Linked DNA regions of Mus musculus: region 1 is linked to region 2. Evidence: chromatin loops called from intact Hi-C (ENCODE). Cell type or tissue: left cerebral cortex. All regions are shown on one strand. Each heading gives the region's core, and the rest is flanking DNA. Links, peaks and the distances in the headings are about the cores only. Region 1 has its middle 53 kb from the start of Gm39242. Region 2 has its middle 210 kb from the start of Gm34675.

Region 1 (15,630 bases), core at 3,650-11,649, 220 kb before region 2:
CACTAGATGTCCCCTCACTCCCTTTCCATTTTGTTTTGCTGAGGTGGGGTCCACCCCGCCAGTTCTGGCTCACCCAGCTATCTCGCTTGCCCAGGAATCCTTTGTCTCTGCCTTCTGAGTCTTGGGTCAGGATGCAGTCACTCCTGTGTACAGTTCTCATAGCTTCTGGCGATCTGGACTCTGTCTTGCGTACAAACACTTTATTCACTGAACTGGCCCCCAGCCTCTTTTCTTTCTTTTTCTTCCTCTCTTTCTCTCTTCTCTCTCTCTCCTTCCCTCCCTCCCTCCCTCCCTCCCTCTTTCTTTCTTTCTTTCTTTCTTTCTTTCTTTCTTTCTTTCTTTCTTTCTTTCTTTCTTTCTTTCTTTGCTATTTGCTGCTTGGTGCCAGGGCAACATTTGATTTTTTTACAACCACATGAGATCCCTTTCTTAATAAATGAGGCAAATAGGAGCAGGTTAAGCAGCTTTCCCAATTTTAGTAAGCAGTACAGGTGGGATTTGAACCTAGAAAATTCAACATGGGGCCATAGTCGATGAAACCCACCCAGCTGGGCATCTTCATGGATCTAGGACTCTCTCTCTCTCCCTCTCTCTCTCTCCCCCCCTCTCTCCCCCCTCACCCCATCCACAGTCGTGAGTATCCTAGGTAGCCTGGAACTCATTATGTAGCCAGAGTTTACCTTGAACTCCAGGTCCTTCTGACTCCATCTCCTTGGTGCTGGGATCACAGAGCTGGCTGCCACACCTGCTTTTAGGCAACGCTGCTGATCCCACCCAGGGCTTCCCACAGGATAAGGAGGGGCTCTGCCATCTGACCTGCAGTCCAGGCTCTAGGTAGTTACCTCTTGCCTTCGCTCATTTACTGCCTGTTTGTGTCTTTGAGGAGCTCAAACCAATGTTGGGAATGGGTTCAGAGATGTGGGCAATGCTGTCATGGCAGAAACTGCTTCCCAGTTCCTTTGCCGCTGCCGCCACCACCAACATCGTCCTCCTCCTCCTCCTTCTTTTTACTAACCTTCTTTCTTTCCAAAACAACCCATACAAAGGTTCGACTGCTCAACTGTGAATCAAGAAGGATGTGTCTGTGTCAAGACACAACAAAGAGGAGGTGCCCAGGTTTGGGCTTCTGATGGCTTCAGAGTTAGGGACAGTGGCATATTTCAGGAAAGAGCCTGGAAGCAACTCTCTGGTCAGGGTCACCAGTCAGGCTCACTGGTATCCAAAGAGTCCTCACTTCCACCTGCTCAGGAAGCTTTTCTTTCTTCCTTCCTTCCTTCCTTCCTTCCTTCCTTCCTTCCTTCCTTCCTTCCTCCCTCCCTCCCTCCCTCCCTCCCTCCCTCCCTCCCTCCCTCTCTCTCTTTCTCTCTTTCTTTCTTTCTTTCTTTCTTTCTTTCTTTCTTTCTTTCTTTCTTTCTTTCTTTTTTTCTTCCTTCCTTCCTTCCTTCCTTCCTTCCTTCCTTCCTTCCTTCCTCCCTCCCTCCCTCCCTCCCTCCCTCCCTCCCTCCCTCTCTCTCTCTCTTTCTTTCTTTCTTTCTTTCTTTCTTTCTTTCTCAGAGAAAGCAAAGACTCAGACCTCCACAATTGGCTGATATGATATCACTAGTTCTCAGGTGTTAAAACACAACTCCTAATTTGCATTGGGCAAACCCTCTGGATTTTAAAACTAGTTTAGTCTTGATTTCCTGGCTTGCGTTGTTTCCTTTCAACACACACCTGCTAAATAAGATGTCTTCGTTAACACGAATTAAGAATGCTTTGTTCCTTTACAGCTTTGTGAATGAAGTTTTAGAAATGTGTTAGCATTTTTTTTCTAAAATAAGCTCCTTAAAAATATACAAATTCTTAGACATGAAACTAAAGAAAAATCTCTAGGCTTATGTGTGAAAAATATTTCTCTGTCTCTGTCTCTGTCTCTGTCTTTGTCTCTCTCTCTCTCTCTCTCTCTCTCTCTCTGTGTGTGTGTGTGTGTGTGTGTGTGTGTGTGTGTGTGAGAGAGAGAGAGAGAGAGAGAGAGAGAGAGAGAGAGAGAGAGAGAGAGATATGGGCTTTAATCATCACTGTACTTAGAAACATTAAAAGACCAAAGGAAACTTGTTTTTCATTGTAAGGAAAGGAACCGGAAACACTAGCAACATGTAAATATTGTTTCCTGGTAAGTTATAATCACATTACTCTTGGGTTACATGTTAGACCATGCTGATACCAAAAGACCACTTCCCAGTGGTGTCATTGCTTTGGGAGGCAGAGATAGGCGAGATCTAGCCCATGCAGTGACTAGGGTAGAACTGGCTTCTTTTACAAACAGGCATTTGGTTTTGTTGTTTGTTTGCTTCCGGACCCTCTCGTGTTCTAGTTGAACTCTTAGGCAAGATTCCTTAGACACAGACACTTCATGAATATCAGGCCCATGTTTCTCTGCCTACTGTTAATCTTACAGGAAGAGCCAAGGTAGAGTTGAGGTTTGTGGAAAAAAGTACCAGCCTCATCATCATATGGAAACAATAAGAATCAAGTTGCCACACTTCGTAAATCAGGCTCATTTTATCTTATGTTCTTTTGTTCGTTTTTGATTTTACACTTTTACGATGAACACACTTGGTTTGTTGAATGTACGCTGGAGACAGGAGCCTCCGTGGTTCCAGAATGTCCACTAGTGGGCGCTGCAGTGCTACCAACATTGTATGTATGAGTCTATATTTTTAATCCGAGCACAGTATTAAAGAAAAAAAAAAATCACAGAGTAAATGGTGAGTTTTCATCCCTTCATAGCAGCTTTCCTGTCAAGAAAGACACCAAAAATATAGCTGGAAGATGCTATCTGCTGAAATTATTTACTAAAATTTTAGAACAGAATGGCAGGGTGGGGATCTGTCCCGTTTCTGCCAACATTCATTTATATTTGCAAATTGTCACGTTTATTCTTGTTTGATAGGCATGGACTCTGAGTTCACATTATGCAGAAAAAAAAGGTACTTAATGGCCTAGTCCAAAATTAACACTACTCATTAGGCGAACACCCTGCCTTTTTTTTCTATCAAAGAAAGGCCGTTCATGTGTTCGGTCTATATGATTTTGAGTAGGAAGCAGTACGCGTTTGGGGCTAAGATGTCTGTTTGATATTTAGAGGCGAATTTGATGCTTTAATAAGGGAATCCTCTGTCTCCCTCATCCATCATCCCGCATCTTCATCCATCCAAACACCACTGTAAAGTTGTCAGAGCCTTTTCCATATTCAGTACTTGTATAAATAATGGCTGCTGTGATTTGAGGAAAAAAAAAGGCGGTGTGCATTTCCCAGTGATGTTATATATCTGATCACAGCCCTGGCGACACCTCAGAGGTTTTGTTTAAGCTTGCTGCAGCCTCGTGCATATCATTTAAGTCCTAGAGTCAAAGACCATTTTGTATGTTGACCATTATTGTGGTTAGTACTTGCTGAAATCAGTTTTGTAATGGTGGTGGTGATGGTGTGTGTGTGTGTGTGTGTATGTGTGCACGCTCTAGCGCATGCATGTGTGTGTGTATATATGTTTATGTGTGCATGTGTATGTATGCATATATGTGTGTATGTGTATATGTGTGTGCGCATGTGTGTGTGCACATGTGCATACCTGTGTGTTGTACAGCACGGATAGAACACAGCCTTTGCCTGATCATTTCATTTTTTTTTTTTATCATTGCCCATCACTTTTTCTCCTCTACTCTGCTGTCTTAGGGATTATGCAGGTTCAGTGCAATATTCTGAAATTAATCAAAGCAAGCAAAACCCCATGCCTTATTATCCATGGTGGGGGAGAGAGAGAGGCTTCCAGGACCCACAGAGCTTTGTGATGCCGGCCAGTTGTATAACTAGAATTTTATACATTATCTTATATATATATATAAAGAGGCTCTGGTTTTCACACAATGAAACCCTTTCATGTTAAGTTGTCCAGGCAGTGGATGGCTGCGTGTGTCAGTGACAAAGGCTTGCGATTTAACTGATGCATTGTACCCTGTTCCTTATTTAAATGAGGAACTCATGAGGGTGTGTGTGTGTGACAATATCCAATATCCATTTTTTTCTTTTCTTTCTTTCTTCTTTTTATTTTTAAGCTTAGCAGACCAACTCTAAGTCCCTAATGCAGTAATGCTGTATGGGTCATGGCAGCTTTGAAAAAAAAATGAGGCAAGAGCAAACTTCCAGCATGCTTATCCAGTCTGGACCTTGCGTTCTGTCTCATCTTTTGATAATCAGGCTCTCCAAATTATTTGTTTCCACTAAATTAGTGGCCATTGTACAGATTGCAGACACTTAGTCTGATTGAAAGTGATCAAAGGAGATTATGCACTGGGCTGGCTGAGCGAAGGTTCTGATTTGACCCACTGCCTGGAGAGAAAGTATCTAATCTTATAAACCCCATTCACTCCTGATGTGCTTTGTGACACTGCCCGGAACACATTAGACCCCTTTGTCTTAGTTCAGAGGAAGATGAAGGTGGGTTGGGTTGAGCCGGCACATGAGACAAATGGATGGAGACCCTGGGTGGTATTCTTTTCGTGGTGTCTTGAACTCTGTGTGTGTCAGGGTAGAGGGGGCTCTGCCTCCCTTCCCGATGGTAAATTCCCACCATCTTGGAGGAAGACACTGCTTCATTATTTATCAAGTGTGTTCTCGGTGTCAGAGGCTGTTACAGATCTTATGTTTCAAATCTAACCGTATTTATGTGTGTTTATGTAGCTTGTCCTACGAAACAGAAACATAGCCGGCCGTGTTTGCGGGTATGGAAGTGAGGAGAAGGAGGTGGGGTGGGGTGATGGGGAGATGACTGGCACTGCCCACTAGAACATCTGCCGTATGTAGCATGTCCTCCTGCCTCATCTGGAAAAGTGATTTAGATGGTCTCTCTCTCTCTCTCTCTCTCTCTGTCTGTCTGTCTGTCTGTCTCTCTGTCTCTCTGTCTCTCTGTCTCTCTGTCTCTCTGTCTCTCCCTCTCTCTCCCTCTCTCTCTGAATGCTGATTTCTGTTTTGTTTTTACAGAGAAAGAACCCCAGAGATGGAAAGAAAACAAAGAATTGTTATCTGGGAGCTGTTGGTAGGAGGTGAAGTGCATTCAGTCATGGAGGAAACCAGTGTGGAGGGTCCTTGAAAAATTGAAAATGGAACTGCTACTGCTTGACCAGACATGGTTGATGGCTTACATCCAGAGGAAGTGAAATGGGTACATCCAAGTGTCATCTGCTATTCCACGCTCATTCAACCTTGTCCCCAAGAGCTGAGGCCCAGAATCCACCTGCCTGTCTATCACGGATGCTGCGGTGATATACAGTGGAATATTATATACCCCTAAAAAAGAAGGAAGTCGTGTAATCTGGGACATAATAGTTGAATCTGGAGCATATTCAGCCATGGGAAATCAGTCAGGCACAGAAAACTAAATAACATGTGATCTTATTCCTATGTAAAATCTAGAAGGAGGGGGAGAGGAGAAGAAAGGAAGGAAGAAAGAAATTCTTAAAATAGGACAGTGTTTGCAGGGTATTGGGGAGATATTGGCCAAAGCAAGATTTCAATTAGATAGAAAAATGAGTTCAGATCTACTGTTCAAGAAGGGAATCATAGTTCATAATAAAAGTGATATATTTTGAAACCTGCTAAGAGAGATTTTTATGTGTTCTCACCCTAAAACTAACTATATGAGACAATGCGTGTTAATGAGCTCAATTAGGCTACTCTACAACGAATACAACGTTCAAAACAGCACTAAATAGAACCCGTTTTTATTCATCAATTAAACAAATGTTCTGGAAATAGCTCCTTCCCTTTGGAGTTGCGGGTTGATCCTGCGTGAGGGTGTTTGGCTCTGTGCTTCAGTTGGCTGGAGTCCATCGCTGTAATCTGTCCCCTCAAAGTTGTCACCTTTTAAAGTTTGAAATCAGATTGGCTAGGATGAGGTAGGGACGACGACGGAAGAAGATCAAAGGATTACACCAGGTGGAGTCAGGCTGAGAGGGGTCACAGAGGGTTAGGAACTTGTGTGGTAAGCATGCTCTCTCTCGGGCTTGAGCCAAGCTACCTGGCAGGAGATGGCCATGTGACCAGGGTGCTGCATTCACATGCGTATACATCAGGCTCCACGGGTCTTTCCCAATCCTCTTTCATGTTAGGGTTTCCTGGCCCTCATCACTCACCAGTGGAAGAAAGTGGCCCACTAGTGGTTCTCAAGTGAGTGGGACCAACCTTACATTTTAACATTGTCATTGGGATAATTGGCAGAGGGCTCCCATGCTCCCCTCTTACGCATAGTTTAGATGTCAGAGAACAGCCATCGGGACTCAGTCTGGCTTTGTTTCCTTTAATCTCTGACAGGACTGTCTAGCGTTGATTCAAACCAGGAGGGGCTCCGCGCTGTGGGTGAGGGAACTCACTCAGACCCTTTCATGGCCCTGGGTAGGTAGAGGTGCCAAGTGAACGTTCTATCTAGTTCCTCAAGTATCTGGTGAGGGTCTTGCTTGATGGTCTCCAGAACATTCTGTTGCATGAATCCCTCATCTGTCTCTTTCGTTCTGGTCCCCTTAGAGGGCAGGGATGACACAAGGTCAAAAGGAAGGAGAGAGCAAAACCCCCTGGAGTCAGACTGTGGCCCTTCTCTGGTTCCCTCTCTTTGCCTTTTGTCTTACAGAGGGAACTACTGGTCTGCAAGTTGCTGTGCAGATGGCTGGGCACGGGGCTGGCCCTCCAGCTGGGCTGACTTAACCCCAGAGTGTTTGTGTTTGCTTTTGACAGCCAAGACAGAGAGGAGGGGAAGCTGGTTCCAGCAGGATGAGTCTCCCCTCCTTTCCTCCAACAGCAGCTGGTGGAATGTCTAGGCTGTTCTCCTGCCACGCACTGAGTGAAGTTTGGATGGGGGACAGATGTATTCTCTAGCAAGGAATCCCAGCTCTTCTTCTGGAGCATGCGCAGTCACTGCCTACCCCACGGTACAGGACTCCCCAGCGCAGTGCTCACGTAGCTGCCTTTCTTCCGGAGGCAGATATCAAAACAAGAAGCATGGGGGTAGTTTATGCCCATTTTCGAGATGAGGTAATAGAGGTAAGGGAAGGTGACCAGTGTTCCTAGACTTAAAATATACTGTTGAAAAGACACAGGTCAAATCAATTGTCTAAAGGGGAATCATCTGGGAACATGCATTTCTTTTGTGAGTGTGTATGTGTGTTTGTGCTCCTGTGCGTGCTCCGGTATGTGTGAGTCAGAGGCTGGTATTGGTTCCCAATTTCTTCCCCCCAGTCTCTTCCTGAACTCGGAGCTTACCCATTGGGTGAGGCTTACCCATTGGGCGGGGCTTACCCCTCGGATCTTCCTGTCTTTGCCTTGGCAGCACCAGGATTACAACACTACATTTTCCCACGGATGCTGAGGATCCAACTCAGGTCCCTCTACCTGTATGTAGCCAGCATCTTACTGACTGAGCCATCATCCCACATCCTGCCTACTCCGGCCCTGGGAATGGATATTTCTAACGTGCTCCGTTGTGCTAGTGCAGTACTGGTGATCTGCGACCCATTCTTGGAAGTTTGACTGTTTTCAAAGCAGAACATCTAAGTACATAGGGAATGTGTGAAACACATACTAGAACATGCTTCTTGCATTATGGCCCAGCACACAAGCCAAGATACCGGATTGATGACAAAACGCTTATTCGGGTAGGGAACACATACTGGTGGTTTAGACGCCAGAGCAATCAGACGGGCGGGCAGCTTTGCTGTTCAGTGGAAACAGCTAGTTAGGCTTGCTCATAGCTTTTACTAGTCGTTCTCAGATAATAAAAACTGGAGACCGTCTCTGAAGCGTCTAGATTTCAGTAGTGTTTATCACAGAAGGGGACTCCCAGCTTATTCTCATTTTATCCCACTAAAGTTCCCCCCCCGCCCCCCCCCCCGTGTGGTGCGCGGGCGTATGTGAGTGAGTGCGTGTGTGTACACGAGTGGTGTGTGCATGTTGCCGGTCCAGTGTTATTGTTTCTAACTATACTTCTGTTCTCTATTTCCTGTTGTTATCTGAGGGGAGCTGGCCCCCAAACAGCCTCGTCCGCGTGCTGCTGCTCACAAACCTCTCACCAACCTACAGCGACTCACACACATCTGTGTGGAAAAAAGCTGCTGCCCTCAGCTGCAGGAGTTTATGTCTTTCTCTTCTCCAGATGATTTCCCCAAAGTATGTAATAGTCGTCTAATGGGGAGCAGGTGGGAGAAGAAACGCAGTCATTTTGAACAAAGGGAACAGATGTAAATTGCAGCATGAAGGATTTAGGTTAGACATCCACATAAGAGGACAATTCTCTCCTGCCGGTAAGAGGGGTAAAACACTGGGGCACAGGATCAAAGCTGAACTGTGGCACAATTTTTTTTTTGAGGGGGGGCATTTGAAAGAAAAGGGCAGGTGGTCTGCTTGCATGTCTTCAGTACAGGCTCCTCACTGCAGGAGAAGACCCCGTTCTGAGGGGTTTGTGGTCATTTCCAGTTCTGTGTCACCTAAGATGAATTCTGAACACCACTGATGAGGAACCATGTCAGACAGATGAGAGAGAGAGAGGGAGAGAGAGAGAGAGAGAGAGAGAGAGAGAGAGAGAGAGAGAACGCCAGAGGGAGAGAGGGAGAGTGAGGCTGTTTCACATCAGTCCCGGAGACACTAAAATGCCAGTTTTGGCGTGGGAGACATGTGTATTATTTAATATTAGACTTTCACTTGCATGTCTGGTGGCAGAAATGATCACATACATGCATACACATGGTGTATGTGCTCATGTGTGTGCATCCGTGTGCGTGTATGTGCATGTGTGATAGAAATTCTCACTGGTCAGGGGTTCAAATCTTAGGCTCTGCTGGCTGACAGGTGTACTCTAGGGATCTGTCTTTGTCTACCTCACTATTGCTGGGGTTGCAAGCAGGCAACCATACCTGGCTTTTTTTTATATAGGTGCTGGGGATCAAACTCAAGTCGTCGTGCTTGTAGGGCAAGCATGTCCCTGACTGAGCCATCTCCTCAGCTGGTAGAAATTGGCATTGCCGAAGGTTTGAAACACCCAATAGGTCATCAGCAATAATTGAGGGGCAAGAAGCCGATCTCACATTCTTTCTTCCGAGTTTTGAATCTTCCAACTTGTTGGTGTCTGCAAATGGAATGGGGTCTAAAGAGCCAACAGGCACCAACTCTCCTCACTAGGAATGAGTCGGATAGTGGATGCCCACACACAGATCTAAAATGGCCACACTCCTGTCCTTTGAGCCCAATAACATTTGGAAACTTCTTTCTCCAGAGAGAATGGCCATGTCTAAAAGGAATGGAGAGGAAACTTCATCAGCTTTTCAGAGGATGCTGAAAGTAAACTGTAGCATGTCTTCTAGATGATTAAAGACAACTTGTTATAGACAGCGTTAGAAGACCATATGCATACATACATACACACACACACATGCATGCATATACACACATACATAAAACACACGTATACACAAAACACACACATATATGAACACAGATACACACACATGTGCATTCACATGTAGAGGTGAGAAACAGGCATTTGAGTTTCTAGTGAATATTTATTTTCTGTGTCTATTTAGGTGGGGGTCAGTGACAGTGGGTGCATGTGAAATTCACAACTGGCCAATGGGAGCCAGAGGCATCCTCTAAGCTTAGGGAAGTCAGGGTACCGGCAGACCTGTGAGCCAATGGCTGGCTTTGGAAGCTAGGATGGAAGAGGAAGCAGATGCCGGACCCAGTAGCTGGCTGTTAGGCATGGAGTGGACCATCCCAGGCTCCATCTGTTTTCTGTTGGTATTTACACCCCTCTCCCAGAGTCAGCTGCTTCTCCTGGGTTGCATCAGACAGACAGACACACAGACAGCGTGTGAGAAACTACATTCTGTGGTGGTGGTGCTTTTGAGTTTTAAATCCAAGGTAGTAAAGTGACAATCTCTTAGTCCACAAAGTCCCTGGCAGTTTTCATTACATTTAAATATTTTGCCAATCCAAAGTATCCCAGGGCTGGGGACATGTGCTGGAATACTTGCCTAACGTGCACAAGGCTCCCTTTTCCTTTCCCTTTTCTTTTCTTTTCTTTTCTTTTCTTTTCTTTTCTTTTCTTTTCTTTTCCTTTCTTTTCTTTCTACTGGACTTGGGGGGATGGCTCAGTTGGCAAAGTATTTTCCCCACACATATGAGGCCCTGAGTGCAGTCACTAAGAACTAAGAACTTACGTTAGTAAAAGCCAGGCATGCCAGGAGTGGTGGCACATGCCTTTAATCCCAGCACTTGGGAGGCAGAGGCAGGTGGATTTCTGAGTTCGAGGCCAGCCTGGTCTACAAAGTGAGTTCCAGGACATCCAGGGCTACACAGAGAAACCCTGTCTCGAAAAAAAAAAAAAAAAAGAAAGAAAAAAGAAAAGAAAAAAAGAAAAAAGAAGAAAGAAAGAAAAAGCCAGGCACAATGGATTTTTCTCACAATACTGGTGAGATCTCCAGCTAGCCAGCCTTGCCTGTACACTGCACCTCAGTTCAAAGAGAGACCTTACCTCAATAAACAAACTGGAAAGCATCCAAGGTTGACCTCTGGCTTTTCCACACATGTGCATGCCCCATAAGCCTCAACACATGTAGCAAGTGTTATTGTAACTATTTCATAAAAGACATTTGAATACCACAGGCATGTAGAGTCATTGAGCTTAGGGATCGAGATTGCCTACATGTCAGATTTAGCTCTGTGATCCTTTGTGTGCCCTGACCAATTATTTGGGAACTTCTATAGAAAATTAGCTGTTTGCCCCAAAGTTGTCTTCTTGTAGAGATGCAAAGGGACTTGAGTCAAGCTGTTGGTGACTTTCACTGATGAGACCAGGATTCTACCAAGCCTGAGAAACTTTAGAATAACTTTACATAAGCATGCCACCTCATTTTGACTAAGCCATGCTTGGAGACATTCCTAGTACCTCACCATCCCCCAGAATGACCTATTAGTCACTGATGGCCGTCTAAAATACCAACTGCTAGGGAGCTTACTCTGTTGAGATAGGCATGGAACAGGTTCTCTCACCAGGCTGTTTCTGTTGTAACAAACATGAGATGGCGTATCAGTTTCACGGAAGAAACTTGCGCATGAAGATGCTAGAAGTGAGAGACTTGGTGGCTGCCTCGTGTCTCCTTGTTATAACTCTTAGCTCCTCCAGCTACTGGGGAATGTGTAAAGCTTTCTGAACAAATAAACCCTGGCCCAGCGGAAATGGAGTGAACAGCTGTAGTTAAGGCCTGAAAGCTGGTTGAGAGTTCTGTGTCTGGGCCAAGCATTCCATGTTTGGTACTGGGTTTAGATGGAATAGTTCCTGGGACACTGGGGATGAGGTAAGTGTCCCAGGACCGTGCTCCATTTTAACGTGACAACTATTTGGAACAATTGATTTTCGTAAGGAAGTCTGGACAGGACTGGGGAGTCATCACTCAGAAAGACCCAGGAGGAGGAACTTGGAGGTTGCTTTGTTTTATAGAGGACGGAGGGGCCGGGCAGATTCCAGGGAAGGTTTCAAGTTGAAACGCAGATGTCTAAGAAACAGCTTAACAGGACCCAGAAGTAGAAAATTGAAGAAGATGACGGAGTTGAAAGGTACAACAGTATTTCAGATAAACCTATGGATTCTTTCCAGTGTTGTGCGCACCACAGCAGGGGTCCAGCCTGCAGCTTGGAGTCTAATGTGTTCCCCAGCTGCCAGGAGATGCCAGATGTGTAGATGGCTCATTATAGGCGGTGCTGAAGAGAGCCTGCCCATGCTCACTATCCTACAGTGGCAACCAGCTCCAGCCTTTAGGAGGCTTGGGCCTCATGAGGGACATTGTCTGATTTCAAACCGAGTGGAGCCTTTCTGTTGGGAGCTGTGGCAATTTTGGCCAAGTCAAACAAAAGCAAAAACAAAGAAAGATGCAGCTTCCATGAGGAGTATCCATGGCGAGTCTGCTTCGGACTAGGCTGGACTTTCTTTGATAATAAAATAAAATAAGATAAAAAGGACAGCCAACCAACACATTGGAATTGGACAGAACAAACAGACAGAAGGAAAAGAACCCTGGAAAAGGCACAAGAAGGAGAAACCTGTGCATTCCCACACTCAGGAATCCCACAAAAGCACAGCGAGCTGGAAACCATATTGTACACGCAGAGGACCCGATGTAGGTCTTGTGCATGCTTAGGTGGGAAATTCTTTTGTCTTGAATGATGCAACTCTTAAAGTGGGCACTCCTCTCCGGCTTAAAGGACAATTAAGAAGGCGACCATCGCTAGAGTGGGCCCACTAGGAGCAAACCGTCTAGCTAAAGATCCACACATTCCATGTGTTTTCCTTTGTCTTTACTATGATTATTATTTTGGGCTGTTACACAAAAGCATCTAAATACTTGTTTTTTTTTTTTTCATCCTGTTTCTTTCCTCCACTTGGGTTAATACAGATATTAAGTCTAATAGTATCTACTTAGCATAAACAAGAAGATAAAAAATGATTTCTCTGATTGAAATGTTTGTTATTTAGCATTAAGCATCTTCCGACTCCCTTGCGTTTTCCATTTTAATCCACTCGGCGCTTGGTTGGGGGATTGCTAGATTAGTTTTAATCCCCTGTCTAATAGCAGAGTACTGGTGAGATTTATTACACAGGCAGGGCCTGGTTCTTGGATTTAAGAGGGCTCACATGAACTCTTCATGCATATTCAATTTGGGCAACCACTGGTTGTGTAGGGAAGGATGGGGAGACCTCCTTCATCTCCGAGCGCTTCTCCTCGGGCACACGGAGTGCAGACAGCATTTATTGCATTAATCGAAAGAAAATTGATTCCAAGTGTTTCTCTCTTTGGGGGTCAGATTAATGTTCTTCGAATCGGCTCCCCCCATGCTCAGAATGTACTCTGCCGTCATTTCAGAGTGTTCTAGATGTTTTCTTTATTTCTTAGGAGGCCAGCTTGAAGAGAAAGAGAAATACTTCACTGTATAATGGGTTCTTTCCAAGGAAAATGAAAAAAAAAAAAAAGTTGAACAGCACCCAGCCTGGGGAATAAATATTTTCAGACACCACAGGAAAGCAAGAGAGGTCTCTGTTTCTAAGGAACCTAATGGCTGCCATTTACCCTCCAAAGTGATTTTTTTAAAAAAAAGCGCCTGTTAGTTTGGATGCCATAGGTACACTGTTATTAGTTCAGTAATTTTTTGCGTGTCGTGTGATGTGAGGCACGTTGGTACAGAGGCCTGTTGGGCAGGAATTCAGATGGTCACAGTGCTGTAAGAACCACTACCATTGAGTTTAAACCCACCTGCCGAGTGTAACCTGGGACCCAGCAAGCCCCACCTCTCCTGCCTTTCCTTGACTGACTTGAGTGAGGGGGGGGGCTATGAAATAGTTCAGCAGACTCACATCAAAGTTTAAAATTTGTGGCTGGGCAGTGGTGGCACATGGCTTTCATCCTAGCACTAGGGATGCAGAGGCAGGTAGATCTCTAAGTACAAGGCCAGCCTGGTCTACATACAGAGAGATCCAGGATAGGCACGGCTACACAGAGTAACCCTGTCTCAAAAAACCCAAAAACCAAAACCAACCAACCAACCAACCAACCAAAACAAACAAACAAAATCCAAAAAAACCAAACAAACCAAAACCAAACCAACCAAACAAACAAAACCCAAAAAACTTTGCAACACAAATTTTTCTTTTGATGTGCAAACCCAAAGGGACCCTTCCTCTTTCCTTCTTTTTTCCTTCCCCTCCCCCACCTCTCTCTTTTCCCCCTCCCATCCTTTTTTCTTCTCCATGCTATCAGAGTCATACTATACAGCCTAGTCTGGCTTGGAGCTCATTGTATAGCCCAGGCTGACTCCAAACTTGGAGCAAGCCTCCTGCCTCTGCTTCCCAGGTGATAAGATTATAGGCGTTTATCAACACATCTGGAAGAACGTTCTTTATTTTTTTGAAGGGTATTTTTCTTCAGTCTTCTAATTTTAAGTTGTTTCCAGATTTATATTTCATTCATTACATATGGTACCAGTTATGACTATAGGTAACACAATGTTAATATAATTGATTTTTTTGAGGAAAAAGACATGCTCTTTTTACTTATGCAGTGACTTAAAAAGCACTCACCATGGCTACTGATATATATATATATATATATATATATACACATGTATATATATATCAGTATATATATGTCAATATATATACACATATATATATACACACACACACATATGTGTGTGTGTGTGTGTGTGTGTGTGTGTATATACACACACATACATATATGTTACCAATACCAACAAACAGACTCAGTGGTTTTACCAATTTGGAGCTCTGTTTCAGTGTTTTGATCCCCCTGAGCAGAAGATATGAGTAAGCAGTTGGATCTGATATCCACAGAGGTAGCCTTTGGCCCCAGGATCTTTTAATCAAGATAATACCAGACTCAGCATTGCAAACCCTGAGGCTTCTGTTTTGGCAGCTCCACTCATCTAACTACGGGAACATTTCCTTCATGTTGAACAAGCCAAGAGTATAGTGGCTGTCTTTTAATGTGCATCCTGTAATTGCCCTTGTTTAAGGTCCGTGAGGATGGGGAGAAGTCCATAGCTGCTGCCTCAAGCAGGCAGGTCTGTCAGTGTCACAGTCAACAGAGGAACAGATGATTCAATGGAGCCCCTATACAGATGTCTGTGTTTCTTCAGGAGAAGTGGTCAGACAACTTCTTGAATTATAGTGGTCCTCCTTATCCAACTGGGGACAACTTCCAAGACTGGCAGTGGGGCTCAAAACTATAAATAGTACCAAACCTGTGTAGAGTTCATATATAATACATATTACATAGCATATATATCATACATATTATATAGCATATAAATTATATACATATTATATAATTATATAAAGCAATTTATGTGATCTTTTCCACATTAGCAGGTCTAATTCATGGTCACGTGGACTATATGAAAGTCAAGGGGTGGTGTTTGAATCCAGTGGTCTAAATGTGATGCAGTGTATTTCCTCAACATATATGTGAGACAATAAACTCATTATATACCATATGTCATAGGGCATATAAACTAGTCACTAGGTCGGCAAATTAGAGATTTTAGGTATTTTGTAGTTAATTTTAGATGGCTGTTTAAGTAAATACAGGATAAATACTTCAGCGCTTCTCAGATTAAGGCATCCATGGACTACCTGGGAATTTTATTATATGAGAACTCTTATCTTGTGAAGGAGCCCAGAATTACTCTTCTTTCTTTTAAAACAGATTCTCAAGTGATGTACGAAGCACTTGGCCTGAAGACTTCATTTTGAATTACAAGGCTGTAGCCAAACTATCACCTGAGGTTGACAAAGGTGTTGGTTAACATCCGCAGGACAACTTTGCCAGCATTTCAGAGCCACTGGAGGCACACTTTCCCCTTAAGAAATCACGCAAACATTTTATATTACTTATTTTTCTTGTCAATTCTACAGAAGAAGTGCAAGGAAGGAGAAGTTCAGTTTGTCTCATGGGGACCACCATGGTGGGGAAGGTGGGTTGACAGGCGGCTGTGTGGTGGGAATGTGCAGTAGGGGTACCTCTTCCCCTTAAAGCCAG
Region 2 (15,630 bases), core at 4,120-12,119:
CCATAGAGTTAACCCATATGTGCTAATGGTATAGTAATAGCAATGGTTAACTCTAACCATCAAGCTAACCCATTATAATCTCACGATTTTACAATAGTGTTTTAAAGCTTCTATGGTGCTGTGTGTATGATTTATGGAAATGCTGTGGCATTTCCAGAGGGACCTTGAGCTTCCTATGTGCTGATATCACAAGGGGGTCCTAAAGCCACTGTTCCATGGTTATCCAGGGACTCAGAACTCAATGCTCAGTATCTGTTGATTTCAATTATTGGATCTGTATTGTGTTTGCTCAACCAGTTAGATAGTGGAAATACTAATACTTTAGTATTCAGAGGGCTGAAGTTCCATTCTGAGGCCTGTGCATTCCAGTCAGAAATTCTGTTTCGCACAGAGTAAGAATCTAGCTCACTAGCACACACAAATGGCCGTCAAGCAGATGAAAGAACTGGGAAGCCGAGAGCTGATGCAGAGCCTGGGAAGGACTAGGTTAAAAAAATATGGAGGAGTGAGGGCCATTGTGGACTGGGATGAGGAGACTCTGCCCAGATCCATTGAAATTTAAATTTGACAAAAAGCATCTGGCCAAACACCGTGGATCTGTGGATTATATGTGGCTCCCAGGCTGTTACTGTACTGGCTGAGAATGAAGCCAGGACTTGTTTTCCCAAAAAGAACACAAGGGTTATTCACTTGGAAAGACTACAGATCTGTTCTTTGGTCAGAATAAAATGAACCTCTTACCTTAGACGTTCTATATGCTTTCCTATGTTTTCAGTATATTAGTAAATATGGCTCAGCCTAAAGTGTCTGGAAGACTAATAGGGTATCAGAGGAAAGAAACCACATCTCCTATCAAGGTGACCCCTTTTAGAGTTTCTCAATGCAGATATGCAATACAGACATCAGGGTCACACAGAGCGGAGACCACAACCTACAGCCTGGTTTATTTAACTCAAAATTATCATGTATCTTCCAGTGTCTTTAAATGCTGCTTGATTTAAACGTGTCACGTGACATTCTATCAGGTGGGTGGGCCAAATTTTATGTCAGAATTTAATAGTTATCCACAGATATGGACATTTAGATTCTATATAGTATTTCCCCGCCTTTCAACAGGTATTGTGATAAAAAATGATCTCATGTACATGTCTCTGTATGTAGTCCTTTAGGGTCAAGGGTCAGCTCATGGAAAGGGGTATGAGTATTCTCCAGAGTGTGGACAAACATGGGCATAGGGTTCCTCAGGAAAGCTTTTACTGTCTTTGCTCACAATGCCCATGTCTATAACTCTCTCTATACTAGAAGTTGTCATGTGGTGTGAAACAGGGTTGGAGATGTAGCTCAGTCGGCAGAGCACTTGCCTAGCCTATGTGAGTGCCTGGGTTCAATCCTTCACACTGAAAAAAGAAGCTGTGGAGGTGTGAGGCAGAAAATGCCATCTGTCAATTCTTATTTATGCTTCATTGATTATTGGTATTTATTAGTCTGTTTTATATATATATATATGTATATATATATATAACAGACTAATATATATATATGTATATATGTATATATATTTGTGAATGTTACCTTAGTACTATTATTTGATACTCTTTGGTTTGCTCATCAATTGCACAGGCATTTATTACATGGCTTCCTGTCCTAGGCACTGCTATAGATAACCCTGAGGAGACAATGCTGAGAGAAACAGCAAACACATTGTCATAAGAATTACATGAAAGAATCTCTGTAGCATCCTTAATGCAGTAACATTTGGCTCACACAAGATCTCACCAAGTTATTATCCATCATTTCTGGTATCACTGTGAGACTGTGTTTATAGCACTGTCATTTAGGGATCCAGGGGTATGTCTGGGAGAGGATTTTTTTTTTATTGAGTTGGCTAGCAATATCTATGCTTTCCTGGCTATGCCTATGAGACTCATATAATCCACCACCGGTGACCATTCAAGGATGTCTGGCTGTGGGAGAAGCAGAGAATTTGACAGAGCCAATGTGAGAGGAAGCAGCAGCCTGAACTAAGGGGTTTGCACACCTTACTTTTGAAAATTTGGCAATATATATATATGTATATATGTATATATATGAATCTGCAATTAGTCAGTCAGTCTCCCTCCCTCCCTCTAGCTTTCCTCTCTTCCTCCCAGTTAATCCAGTTAACCTTCCTCTGGGTGGCGTGGCTCTCCCCAGCTTCTATAGGATGGCTCAGACCACATACTCATGCAGAATGACCATGATCCTTCCATGTGTTATTTGATAAACATTTTCAAATCCAGTGCACATTGCCATCCCAAGAGCTGCAGGCAAGCGTATTGTGGAGAATTGCACAGAATCGCCCACAGTGACAAGTGCAGGTTTCCCATAACCAATCCTACCCTTGTCCTCACTTAACATGCATGCTTTCTGTAGGATCTAGTGAAGAGGGGATGGCTTTTGCTCTTTCCACACCATTTCCTTCATGACCTGGCTGCAGAAGAGCAATGCCTGAGCTCTTACAGGCCTGCCTAGTTCAACAGGACCCCGATATCACAACACCCTATCTACTTGGAAATGTTTTTACCCAGTAGGAATAGAGAAGGAGTTGGAGTGATAATTGTGTTATTCCCAATAACAGATTTCTTGAAGTTCAGTAGTAGAGAAGCTGGGTGAAGGGAGGGAAAACATGAGACATTAAGAGTTGTGTTTATATTATAATAAATGTCCCATCAAGAAAACACCCAAGGCTGGAGAGATGGTTCAGAGATTACAGTGGTTAGTGTCCTTGCAGAGGACCTGTGTTTGGTGCCCACGACCCATAACAGGTGGCTCACAACTGCTTTTAACTCTAGCTCCAGGAATTCTGACACCTTCTTCTGGCTCCTGCAGTCACTTGCACACATGTGGAAGACCCCCCCCCCCCAATGTGTGCATAGTACACACAGAAATAAAAACAAAGATCTTTAAAAAAAAATCTGGAGAGAAAACATCACCAAGTCCTTGCCTTTTCCTATAAGCAAACTGGTCCAGTATGTGTGTGTATGTGTGTGTGTGTGTGTGTGTATGTGTGTGTGTGTTTGCATGTGCACATGCGCACATGCATGTGGAAGCTACAGGATAACCTCAGCTGTAGGCAGCTGCAGTTCTCAGCTACCATCTACTTGTTTTTTGAGGCAGTGTCTCAGATGGGCCTAGGCTTGCAGTATAGGCTAGGCTGGCTGGTAGTAGCCCTGGGAATCTGCTATCTCCTCTTCCTCCTCAGAGCTAGTGTTTGCTTTTGTTTTTGTTTTTGTTTTTGTTTGTTTTAAACATAGGTTCTTAGGGATTGAATTCAGATCCTCATGCTCCTATTTTACTGAATTACCTCCGTAGACCTAAACAAGGCACTTGTCATCCTCTGTCTTAATGGCTTTGAACTGCTGATGCCAGAGGCTGGCAGGCTGTCTTCATAGTACAGGGTAACGGCACCCTTCCCTGTGGTCTGTGCACAGCAGTGTCTCCGAAAAACCCTAAGCGGCTATTACTTTTCATGGTTAATGAACTGAGCAACTGGGAATGGGACCCAGAGCCAGTGCTTGGATTAAATCTTCCGAGCCTCAAATCTGGCTCTGATTAGGAATTGGGGCAAAAGGAAAGTCCTGAACCATGGATGATGGATGATAAGCTCTCACCTTTCCCAGAAGCCCCGCAACCTGTAAGGAAAACGTGCCAGTGACCAGTGGTGCCAACGTGAACAAGAGGTGAATACCAAAAGGCTTGCTGAAGGCTCTACAATGCGTTTAGTGCGGTTCCCGCTGCCGCTATTTTTCCACATGATTTTTTTTTTAAAGAGACTCCTTTTTATGTTAGGAATATTTGAGGCGAGGGTTTTGTGTGCTCAGTCAGATAGGTTTCTAAGTGGTACAGCCTCCGGTGATCACAGAGGAGAGAGTGGGCTGGGGCAGGGAACCACAAGAAACTTCCGGCAGAAAAGAATGAAGTGCAGAAGGGTTTGGTGGCCTCTCAAGGGTGGGTGGTCTGTGAACAAAAGAATTTCAGGACAGATTCCTTGGGGTACAAAAATGAAAATAACACACACACACACACACACACACACACACACACACACACAGAGGCATGCATACAAGCCATACATGCATATACAAATACATGTGAATATACACAAGCCACACATGCACACACACATTCACAGACACACATGCATACATATGTATGCATGCACACACACACACACATACAGACACTCTCACACACATATACACATGCATACACACAACCCATACATGCACACACACACATATGCACAGACACACCTGAGTACCTATGTATAGATGCACACACACATACAAATACACACACAATTCAATTTCTCATTATTCTTCAGTAAGGACAGTGTCTGTAGGAGCTTCACTCCCCAGGGAGGAAGGACTGACCTAGTCCAAGAGTAGCTGCATTAGGAATATTTCTAATAGGCCGCTACCAGCTTTTTCTCTCCTCAACCTCCCCCTACCCACCCCTGTCTCTTGTTAATTTTTCTTGGAAGTCTACAAAAGTCCCCTTTCCTCCCATCATCCTGCGATTCTGTGATGCCTGCACCTATTTCCAGCGAAGGACGTGGACATTCTTCCGTACGGCAAGGTGAAAATAATTTTATTTTCATCGCTTTCCTTGCATTCCCCCCCCCAATCTTGTGATGGATTTCCTTGAAAAAAAAAAATAATGACGGAGCTTCACAAACTGGCCTGACAGTTGTGATGCGGAGAGCGAGCCGGCTGAGTGAGGACGGTGAGGCATCTCTGTACCTATTATGGCAAAAATCAATAATGCTTTCTGTAAATTGCTCCTCCCAAAGGAGACGAACAAATGCAGGAGACAGGGGAAGCCATCATTCTGTGGGAAGGCTCTGCACACTCGGACCAGTGCAATTATGAACAGGAGGGCAGTTATCTTTGCCAGCATGTGTGTATGTGGTCAGAGTAAGAATTCGGGGTGGGGGACTTTTTTGTCATAAAATTTTAATTGTCTGCTTCCTTTTCTCAGACAGGCATATGTTTCTATCTGTCCCTTGGAGGAGGGAACACCTGAGTCTAGACACCCCAGTAAAGCCTTTGGAAGTTGCAATGGATGGGTTAAGGCCAATAGCCAGGTTATTTAACTGTTGATTTCCTGGAGAGAGACTAGGTGCACTTGCGCATTTCTGAATACTCCTGTAAGCGCTATGGGAATTTTGTACTAGATCTATGTCTGTAAACCATCTTGTAGATTGCTGGTCTTTAGGTTCCAAATCTCAACAATATCTTTAGATTCTGTACCTTCCCTAGTCTCTCACCCCTACCCCTCCCAATAGCCACGTTACAGGGAAGTTGGAGGCTCTCCTTCAGTGATGTGTCTTACAGACGGCTGCTCTATTTTTCTCCTAGTAAGCAAAGCCTCAAAACCAATTACCGCCATGACACACACGTTGATAGACACAGATAAGTAATACTGTGAACGTCATCTTCAATCCAGGTGTCAGGTTAGGGGAAGGGAACACATTGAATACAAGGGCTTTATGCAGATTGTTGGATAAATAAGATATAGAGGGCACTGAGTCTATGTGACTGTTCCTGGGAGATGGTGAGCGAAGGTCTCTTTGATCCAGGTAGAGCAAGGAGGTCAGATAAGAGACGCTACTTGCAAGGCTGCATGTGACGGCTTAACGCACAGCATCCTGGGTAACTCAGTTTCTGCATCCCTGGAGATGCCTGGTTCTGTAGAAGTCTCCTCTTCCCCAGCAGTTTGTACAGAGATCATATGACCTTGAGGAGGGAACTTCTAAGTGTCACAAGCTTCCCTCATAAACAGGGACTGTTTTAACAGATGAGATATACAACACAGCATATAAACATTGCTAAAGTTATTGAGTATAGAGATCAGAAGACCTGGGGTTTAAAGACCAGCTGTGCTGTGACCCATAATAAATCCCTGCCTCCATGTCCCTATTTGTGATATGGACAATGATGACTACTGTGGCTCCCCCACGGGCTGTAAAAAAAAAAAAAAAAAAGTTGTGTGAAAATTGTCAGCATAGGCACATGGCATGGAGAAGTGTTAATGAAAAGAAGCCAGGTTAGCCCTGGGTATACTGAGTGGAATGGCTGGGTCTGACTGTGGCCACATTCTGGATTTGGAAGCCACTTATTAAAGTCGCTGTCCAGGCATGGAGTTATAAAAGAAACATTGGTATTAGCCCATGTTGGAATTCAGCTGTTAGGTTGTTAGAGGGAGAGATAAGTAGTTATGAGGAGGCGAGTGTTTGAAATTTCAGCTAAGTACTATGGCGCGATAATGCCACATTTCTCGTGGCGTCCTGCTTGGATCCAGCAGGGAGATTAAGGGTTGGCATGGTATTCTCAAAGGAGGAAGGGCTTCGACTTCAGGCATGCCCGACAGAGATAGAGAGAAGACAGAAAATTCCTTTCATGGGCAATGGAAGCTGGGTGTGGCGGAATATACCTCTAGTCCCAGCACTGAGAAGGTAGATTACAGAAGGACAATGATTTACATCCTCGGCCATAGAATGAGTCTGAGCTAGCCTGAGCTACACAAGACCTCTTTAAACGAAACAAAATGGAGCAAGCAAAGAAAAACAAGGCAATACAAGATTCTCATCAAGATCTAGATTTTTATCTGAAGAAATGAGCTTTCTTGCTAGGTCTTCATTTGTTTTGATAAATTCTTCTAATTAACAGAGTAAAAGGTTAGCCATTGTGAGGATCGGCGTGCACTTCTGAATGAGGGACTAAAAGGCAGCCAAAGTTGGGTGATAACGCACGGGAAGGAAGAAAGACTAGACAGTCAAGTTATAGAAGAGATGGGAACAGACTTCAGACGGCATCTACAGTCAGTACATTGCCCTTCCTTCTGACCCAAGGTGATCACACAGTCCTGGTTGAAAATACGTTCTGGGCAATCAGGAAGTAGAGGAAGAGATGTTAGTATGCATGTAGAGATGACTTAAATAGATACTTTGATGAATTAAAGAACTAGAGAGAAGTTGGAAGGTGAATGGGAAGACCTGGTGTTTTGGAGGGTGGTTGGGAAGGTTGTGATATTAGAGGGTGTGCATTTAGAAATACCTTGGGGTAAACAAGGTCCAAGCAATCCTACCAAGCCACTCAGACTCCAAGGTATAGCCATCCTCTGATAGGAAAGGAGATGATACGGTTGAGGGAGGTGGAGTCTTCTAACCCAGGCTTTGGCAGGATGGGAAGATGAGTCCTTTCCAAGGGAAATGACTGATGTCTGCCCCCTGCTGGATGCAGCCGCCATCCTTCTTAAAGACGGAGCGTGAGAAAGCAAAGGCAGAGGGATAAAGAAATTGACCCACTAGAGTCAATAATTCCAGGATGCTAATCTATCCAAGTGCATCCGCATCCCATATTAAAATTACCAAAATTGTCTTTTAAAACCTACCGATGTGGGTCACCCAAGCAGCTTGCTCCCGGTAGTTAATAATTAATACTGCACATCCCGGGGAGGAATCGCTGCGGATAATTGTAGCCAGTGAGTACAAGTCTGGCAGCCCAGTGTGCTGTGGGTCAGAAAAGGGCAGCAAGGAAGGTATCATACATCACGCTGGTGCCAGTCGCTGGGTATCGGTGATCTGCTTCCTCTAGCTGTACTTATTCTTGGATGCGAAAGCCTTCTAAACAAGGCTGTGAATTGGTTTTCATGCTCGCATTGACAGATTGGGAAAGCAGTTTGTTCTACCAAATTTAACAATGATATATCATTATCACAACTTTGGGGGAAATCTATAAAATCAATAAGTTTGTAGCCTGAACAGGATTTGTACGGCTCGCTTGCTGTGCCGGTGTCAAAGCGCGAGCATATGGATTGAGTCACAGCCTGAGATCAATGGAATTTGTGGACAGTCAGCTCAATAACAAGCCCTTCTGAAAAGAAATAGATGTAAAAAGCAAATTTACTAGAGTATAAAAAAAAAAAAAAAGCTAATATCTTTTCCGCGCCTGGCTGTAAAGTCCTGTTTGGCTGCTGTGGGCTGCGGGTACTTTGAAAGCTGGCTAGGGTATGTGCTTGCAATGCCCAACGCTCCTTTACTGGCTTCAGACTCTGCATACATAGTTAGGCACTTCTCTTTGCAGGGCTCGTCCTAGGAAACTGGCCAAGAATAGGAGAAGGGAGGGGAAAAATAGCCCCTTTATATCGTAAACGGAATAAAGAATAAAAACAGTTAGTGTCTGCAGAGGGGAGAGACCACGGTGGCTTTATTTACTTTGTGCTGGTAGCACTTGCTAACAGAGAAAAAATAAGAAGGCATAATTAAAGAGTTTAATGAATTCGTAGCTCTTTTGTTTGAGTGGGACGGAAATGCATGTTCCAGAGAGGCCTCACAAAGAGTGTGGCTGGCAGTGACTTAAAAGTAGGAAATCAGTTCTTTGAAGGCATTTTTATACTTCATTATCCCAGCATGTAAAATGACTTGTACTAAATGATCGAGGATTTTATTTCTCTCTCTCTCTCTCTCTCTCTCTCTCTCTCTCTCTCTCTCTCTCTCTCTTCTAAACAAAAGAGAGCATGGGGCGGCTGGTGTCTAATTCTCATTCGGGGCCCTGAGCCTGGAGATTAGCCTGTCACCAGGCTGGTGGGCCAGTCCTTGCAGATAAGTACAGCCCGGGGGATCTGAACATCTGATGAGCCCCTGTTGGTGGGGAATAACCCTAGGCAGTACCATACGCAATAGAAACAGCCCTGACGGCTACTGGTGGTGCCCTGCTGCCCAGAACAGGGCTATGAACTGAGCTGTGTTTTATAGGATGGTCTGGAAGAGTCCCAGATAGCTCATCTTGCCATTCTAGGGTGGAACAAAGGAGAAAAAAAAAATCCCAGGGTGAGATAAAGCTAAGAAGGAAGAGTATGTACCCTGATTCTAAGCTGTGGCTTGCTCTGTTTCTCTTCCATAAGGAGAATGTTTCTAGAGCAGGGACAGACCCTTAAATCGGGACAACTGTCCACGAGTAACCAGCCACCCCTTCTATTCTGACCACAGGATTTCCTCACTCAAAGAAGCCTCTAGTGGGCACAAAGTAGTTAATGAGACATAGGCAGGTTCCCCAGATTAAGTCACAGAGGGCTCATAATGTATGTGAAGACACAAAGAAAGCCACTGTGGAGGTGATTTTCCGGTACAACTTGGGCAGAAGGCAAAGGGTGGACCAGAGTCTTCAGTGGCCTGGATTTGGGTTCAGAATATTTACTGATGACCTTCTAAGGAAAAGGCCCACGGGAAGTTGGCCTTTGCTTCCCGAGGAAGTAGAGAGGCGTTGAGGGTTGCCTGGAAACTGAGCATGGTCCTAGGGGTTGATAATCAGTGGGGGCACCCAAGAACTGTTGTTTAAAAGCCATACCACGAGTGACACCTAAGCTTAGCCTCACAGATGAAGGAAGAAAAGGATGCCCAGGGCACCTCCCAGGGAATCTGTAGGCCTCAAGACCAGGCCTCACCACACTTCTGCCTTTCCACCTCCAACAGCAGAGCCTACGGATGGAGAGAGAGACAGCAGAACTTCCGTTTTAAGATCTTGATGGTTTTGAGTGGTTGACAGGTGTCTGTCAATCAGTCTCTCCCCGGGATGTGTGTGAGACCAGGGCTTCCTGGAGGATGCAGTCCTGAGTTGCTCTAGAGCCCGTGCACACACAGGTGTCATTAGCTCTCACTTCAGCCTCAGCACCAGCTCTTTTGGGGGAGCTTCCTGTGGCCGCGCACACCGCAGCAACAGAAAAACAAGCCAGCCGACGTGGTGACACACTTAATCCATCTTTGCAGGAGAAAGGCCCTCTTGGGTCTGAAAATAATTATTGTTCCTGTCCATCAGCCCCGTTATTTCGCCTCCCTCTCTCCCTCCACCGTGCACGCACTTTGGTCTTTCTTCCACATGGAGAGCCACAGCATGGGTGTCTAGGCTGTCTCTCCACTCAGCCTTGTTCCAGGAGGACCCCTCAGTAGTGTTTCGTCACCCTCACTGCAGAAGGTCCGCTCTTGGTGGCTGTCTTGCTTTCTTTTTATTTTCTTTTCCCTTTCCACAGGCAGAGTCAGCTGCCTGCAGGAGCAGATCTCTTTCTTTCTTTCTTTCTTTCTTTCCTTCCTTCCTTCCTTCCTTCCTTCCTTCCTTCCTTCCTTCCTTCCTTCCTTCCTTCCTTCCTTCCTTCCTTCTTTCTTTCTTTCTTTCTTTCTTTCTTTCTTTCTTTCTTTCTTCCCCCTGCCAGGTTCAAAGATTTACATTCAGAGAGCCTCTGTGTGCTTATTTGCTTATAAACAACCCTCATCGTTAGCTTCTTGTTAGACTTTTACCTCATAAACAAAGATTACTAAGGAAACTGTAGCCAATAATTGGTTAAAATGGAATCCTGACCCCTACCCCCATTGTTTCATTTTTACATACCTATAACTCATTGACTATAAACCCATGTTTTTAGCATCCTTACTGGATGACAGTTTTTCTGACTTTTCTGGAGGTTAGTCTCTGTGTGTTGGGGAACTAGAAATGTTTGGACTGAAGTAGAGAAATAACCAGGCAGAGAAGGCGTCTGTGGGGATGGGCGGAGTCAGCTAAGGTTAAACAAACCCTAAGTGGACAAGCCTTGCATTCTCTTCTGATTCCATCTCTGACGGCGGTCCTGAGAAGCGGGAAAAGAGACACTGTTCACAATTAGCCCTAACTTTTGAATGACGACATTTCTCTCAGTAGAATGAGCCGGCAATGTGGTAATTTACAGCCAGTCCCTGGCCTTGCTGAGTAGCAGAGAAGTGACTGTTAATATTGATCAGTGAGGGCTAGAGAGAGTTGGAGACCCTCAGCACGGCCACTTAAAGTGGGCAGGAAACCCAAATTGACCAGTAATAAAGTGTTTGAGGTTGTACAAGGCGGCTCCTGGGGAACTGCTGTTCTGAGAGGGAGGCAGGGGTGGGGGGAGCTGTCAATTACGCTTGTTTGATACCCAGTTACTCAACAGGACAGAGCAGACCCTGAGCCTGTGGCAGGAGGCAGTGGGAGGCAGGCATAGGCCTGCCTCTCACTGCAAAGCCAGTTCTGTCAGAGAAGGGAGGCAAAACAAGGGACCTCTTTCCCTGTCCCTCTAAGGTCACCTGCTCTGCGGCTTAGTGTCACTTTATTTGGGAGGGGGTGGGGTGAATCTTGAAGCGTTTGTAACCTTTTCCTCACCTGTGAGCTAGGTAATGGGGAGTGATGAGATTTTGATTTTTATAACTGTTAGAGCTGTGGGTGAAAAATAAGCAGGGAAGAAGGTAGATTTGGGGATGAGAATTAGCTTTTCATAGGTGTTAGGTAAAGTTGAGAAATGAGAAGGAAAAAAAGAAATGGTGTCTTTTTTTAAGTCCTTAAATTCTTAAAGGATCCTGTTCTTGTTCCCATTTGACACATTGTGATTATTGGTATTTTGTTGTTATTGTTATTATTACTATTATTACTAATTATTAATGTGTGCTAAATCCTTGATGTCACAGGAAGGAAAAAAAAAACCTCATCCCTTCTCTTGTCCATCCCAGCTCACAGCTGCCACCCCAATAACAATGGCCAGACGAACAAAGGGAAAAAAAAAAAAGCCTTGGCAGTGTATTTAATCAAAGTTGTATGTGAAATGACAGCGTTCAGAAATGAAGACTCGGAGACCCAGGGAAAACTGAGTTATTATGCTAAGTCAGATGGAGGAGATGGTAATGGGGAAACCTGATTGGAGAAAAGAAGGGTCATGACCTCTCGGAATAAACTAGGGAGATCTCTGTGAAACCGATTGTGCGATTGTGCGTCTTCTCCATCCCTCTGTGTAGTATTCCTTTCCCTGGGATGGGGCGAGGTTTCTCTACAATGAGAGTCCCACGTTGGGGAAAGGCAGACAGAAAGGTGGGTGCCTTTATGAAATGCGCTTTTGATTCTCAGGCGTACAACCTGTTTTAATTCTAGAAAGAACATGATGACGGCAGTGATTATGGGTGCTCATTTATTGAAAGGACCGAAGGCAGTGCTGGTTAGTGTCTTCACTACTTGGGAGAGAGGAGGAAGGCTATTCCCGGAGAGCTTGTTTCCCATGGGGAGTCTGAGGACACACGCCCTCCTTGATCTCAGAGATTACTGCAGGAGTAATAGGTCCCCTTTAATAGCATATGCTTTGTGCCAGCCATCACTTGGCGTTTGTTATGATCAGCCTTTCAGCTCATTGAGTTTTTATTGTTTTAAAGCAGCTTCATATTCTCAATTGAGATCATGAGTGATTTTAGCGAGGGCAGATACTGAATCGTCGACCCAAAAATGGGTGATTTTGATCAACTTGGTAAAATTACAAAATCAAAAAATGTATTGATAAATGGGAGAGTTTAAAGGTCCAGGCAGTAATCCTGCCTTTTCTCATTTCGCCCAGTGCTACTTGGCTCTCTTTGTTAGGTCAAAGTTCTTAAGCACACCCACGTGGAAATCTCTGCGATATAGTCATACATGCCCCTCCCCAGTCAAAAACATTTCTTCTATACAAAAAAGCATAGAGATTAATATCTACTTTAGCTACCAAAATTTGTCAAATCTAAACTTTTTTTCACGTTTGTTTTAGACTTTACCACCCAAATATGAGGCTTGAATGGCCCTATAATTTAGGCCATTCAAGAGGGTGAGGCAGGAGGATTGCAAGTTCAAGGCCAGTTTGGTCAACTTAGTGATATCCTGTTTCAATATAATGCAGACAGGAGTAGGGATATTCATTGTGACAGAGCATGCTCACAACGTGAACAGGACCAAAGGTCCCATACCCAGTCCTGGGGGAAAGTTAGGCAGCCTTCTATGTGGGCTTCTCCTTGATTTCATGCCTTGTCCTCTTCCCTTTCCTTACCTGACCCAAGAATTAATATTGTTCCAAATTTGGTATTTCTCGCTACTGGCATGCTTTTTCTTTTGCCAGCATGACATGATAAAGGCATGCAGTTTTGCTTTATCAGTTCTTGCACTTCCTGTAGAGGTCACCACTGTGGGTGTCTATACGTCACTACAGGTTGCTCTTTGTCACGCCATAGCTCAGTAAGTCATCTGTATCCACTTGACTGAATTTAGAGTTGCCTCAGAGATGGTAAGGCACACTGCCGGGGTGTGTCTATAAGAGCATTTCCAGGCAGGACCAACTGAGGAGGGGATTCCCACCTGTAATGTGGCTCTTTTGAGAGGCTCCCTGGCCACACACCTATCCATAGGATAGAAAATAGAAAAGGGGGGAAAGCCAGTGGAGGCCTACATTCCTGTATCTCCTTTTGCAGTTCCTTTCTAACATAACAGTGGTTCATCAAAATGCTTGTTGTTGTATTGGGCAGAGCCCTCTGAAACCATGAGCCAGAACAGAGCCCTAGATTATTTGTCTCAAGTATTTCGTCAAAGCAGTGGGGAAAGCTATGTATTTTGACAGCATTTTTAAGGCATCCGTTTGTTGATTGACCTTGGGACTTGGCTACCGAGCACCTGAAAGTCCATTTCCTCAGTATGTCTGCTTCTATCCTGACAGAGCACAGGGTGGCATACTTAGTTGGCTCCACACACACAGGTGTTACTCTGACTGGTGTGTTGTTAGCTTCAGTCCCAAGGGGGGAAACTCAACTATGAAGAAAGATAGACAGATAGCATTTTTGTTTTTGTTTTTGTTTTTAATCAACTGACTATTCAGATGAGTTGAATTAAGTTCTGTTTTTGTTTGTTTGTTTGTTTGTTTGTGTTTTTGATTTTTGTTTTTTGTTTTTCTATCTCCGACTAATTCAACCACCATGTTCTGAAACACAAATAGGTTTTGGACTTCCAATCTGGATTGTCTTATTTGGATCGATATGGGCTACACATTAATTCAGCAGGCACTGAAGTCCAACACTTCACTGACAGGCACCTGGGGGAGGAGAGTTAGAGTAATGCAGAAGAAAACAGGGAGAAACTCAAGCACCAGTTGGCAGAAGCACCATGAACCAGAGAGAGAGAGAGAGAGAGAGAGAGAGAGAGAGCAAGCCATTACCATGTGGAATGGGAAGGATCTGGGTTTCCAGTGAGAAACAGGTGCATTGACAGGGTGGACTGTGATTGCTTTCTGAGGATGGAGACATGGAGAAGTTACTTCGTGAAAAAGTGCAGAGGAATTCAAATAAGACATTGTTAGGGAATCGCATATAGTTTCATGTATTACGTCATCCAGGTAGTGAAGGGGACTGGTAGGGAGGGTGTCAGAGCAGAGAGAGGTTGAGCTCATCCTCTGGAGTCCTCAAATATTCCTTTGGGACCAGCTCTGTTCTGTAGTACATGGATGAGTTATGTGTTATGTGGGTTAGCCCAGATGCAGATATCCTGCATATCAGATGTTTATGTTATGATTCATAACAGTAGCAAAATTATAGTTATGAATGAAGTAGCAATGAAATAATCTTACGGTTGCGGTGGTGGGTCACCACAACATGAGGAACGGTATTAAAGGGTCACAGCATTCAGAAGGTTGAAAACTGCTGGTCCAGAGCATCACGCCATGAATGAGATTTGGCAGGCAGTCTACAGAACTTTCTCCAGGCTGGGGGTAGAGGACAGCAGGTGCCATAACAGTTCCAGACAGCAAGAGATGAGCAAGCTGGGCAGGAGAGTAATAGTTCCGTCAATAGAAAGACAGAAGGTGTAATGGTTTTCGGAGTGGAGCTGGGGCCAAGGGTAGGGTTATCAAGGATAGGGTTATTTAGGCGGCATGCAGTCTTAATGCATGAGGCCGGATTCAGCGAATGCGGACTCAGATCCCAGTAATCAGAGAGGAGCAGAATGCTAGTGAAAAACTCAGTCTTTCTGGTTAAGAAGCAGCGATGCTCCTTACTGCAAGTCAGAGTGGATTCGATTGTCAGGAAACACAGCAGGCCTTGCATAGCATTTCTAGGGGAGCTCTCTGGTCCCTCTCACCTCTACACCACAGCTTCAGGGTACACATGCAGCATCCACCTGTTAGAACACTTCCTCTGCCCTTGGAATGCCATTTTATCACCCGGGCCCCAGATCAGAAATGTCCCCTCCACTCCCTTTGGGAAGATCCTTCAATCTGTGACTTGAGTAGAATTTGTAGTCCTGGGAGTTTGAGAAAACCATTTCGTGCCGCCTTATAGAGCTGATTACTAACTTTCAGGGATTTTGTGCTCTGGTTGTTAAACGCAGCTGTTATTTAAAAAAATTAAATTACATACAATTAAATAAATTATACCAAAAGCAAAGGTAATTGATGACTACTTCCTAGTTATTTTGCTACATCTCGCTATTCTCTGTGTTCTCGTCTTGAGATCATGAGCCTTGTGTCTATTGGTTAGATATGCACATTGAATTATGCTGGGATGCTCTTTCTAAGTCCTTTGTGTTCAGTACTGTCCTGTTGGTAGCTGGAAGACAGCCATGATGGGAGTATGTAGATCACGGATGTGGACAAATGCCATTAAGTATGTCCCTGCTAACCTCCTCCTCTCGGAGCTGGTGTAGCAGAATCTGGACTTGGAGAGACTGGCTCAGTTGCTTAAGTGCTTGCTGTACATTCATGAGGATCAGAGTGTGGTCCTCAGCACTGACACTGAAACAAGGGGGAGATGGCCCACAG

The links. A loop is a pair of places that touch in the nucleus more often than their neighbours do. Peaks named below come from ENCODE experiments on the same cell type or tissue, not always from the same donor. Only the 100,000 strongest peaks of a DNase experiment are listed, where the experiment ranks them.
Region 1: it touches region 2 in a loop (3-fold over the local background); 7 of 42 quality-filtered maps call a loop at or near these places.

Annotation. Positions count from the first base shown.
Region 1 is chr8:107,879,385-107,895,014 of GRCm38, forward strand. No RefSeq gene overlaps it. Among named protein-coding and RNA genes, the nearest start is that of Gm39242, 53 kb to the left of the region's middle. In left cerebral cortex, for the core only: no CTCF peak of the experiment used is centred there; a DNase peak (open chromatin) is centred at 6,713.
Region 2 is chr8:108,094,027-108,109,656 of GRCm38, forward strand. No RefSeq gene overlaps it. Among named protein-coding and RNA genes, the nearest start is that of Gm34675, 210 kb to the right of the region's middle. In left cerebral cortex, for the core only: a CTCF peak has its summit at 7,282 (motif pointing left); DNase peaks (open chromatin) are centred at 7,284 and 8,201; H3K4me3 peaks cover 600 bases; H3K27ac peaks cover 391 bases.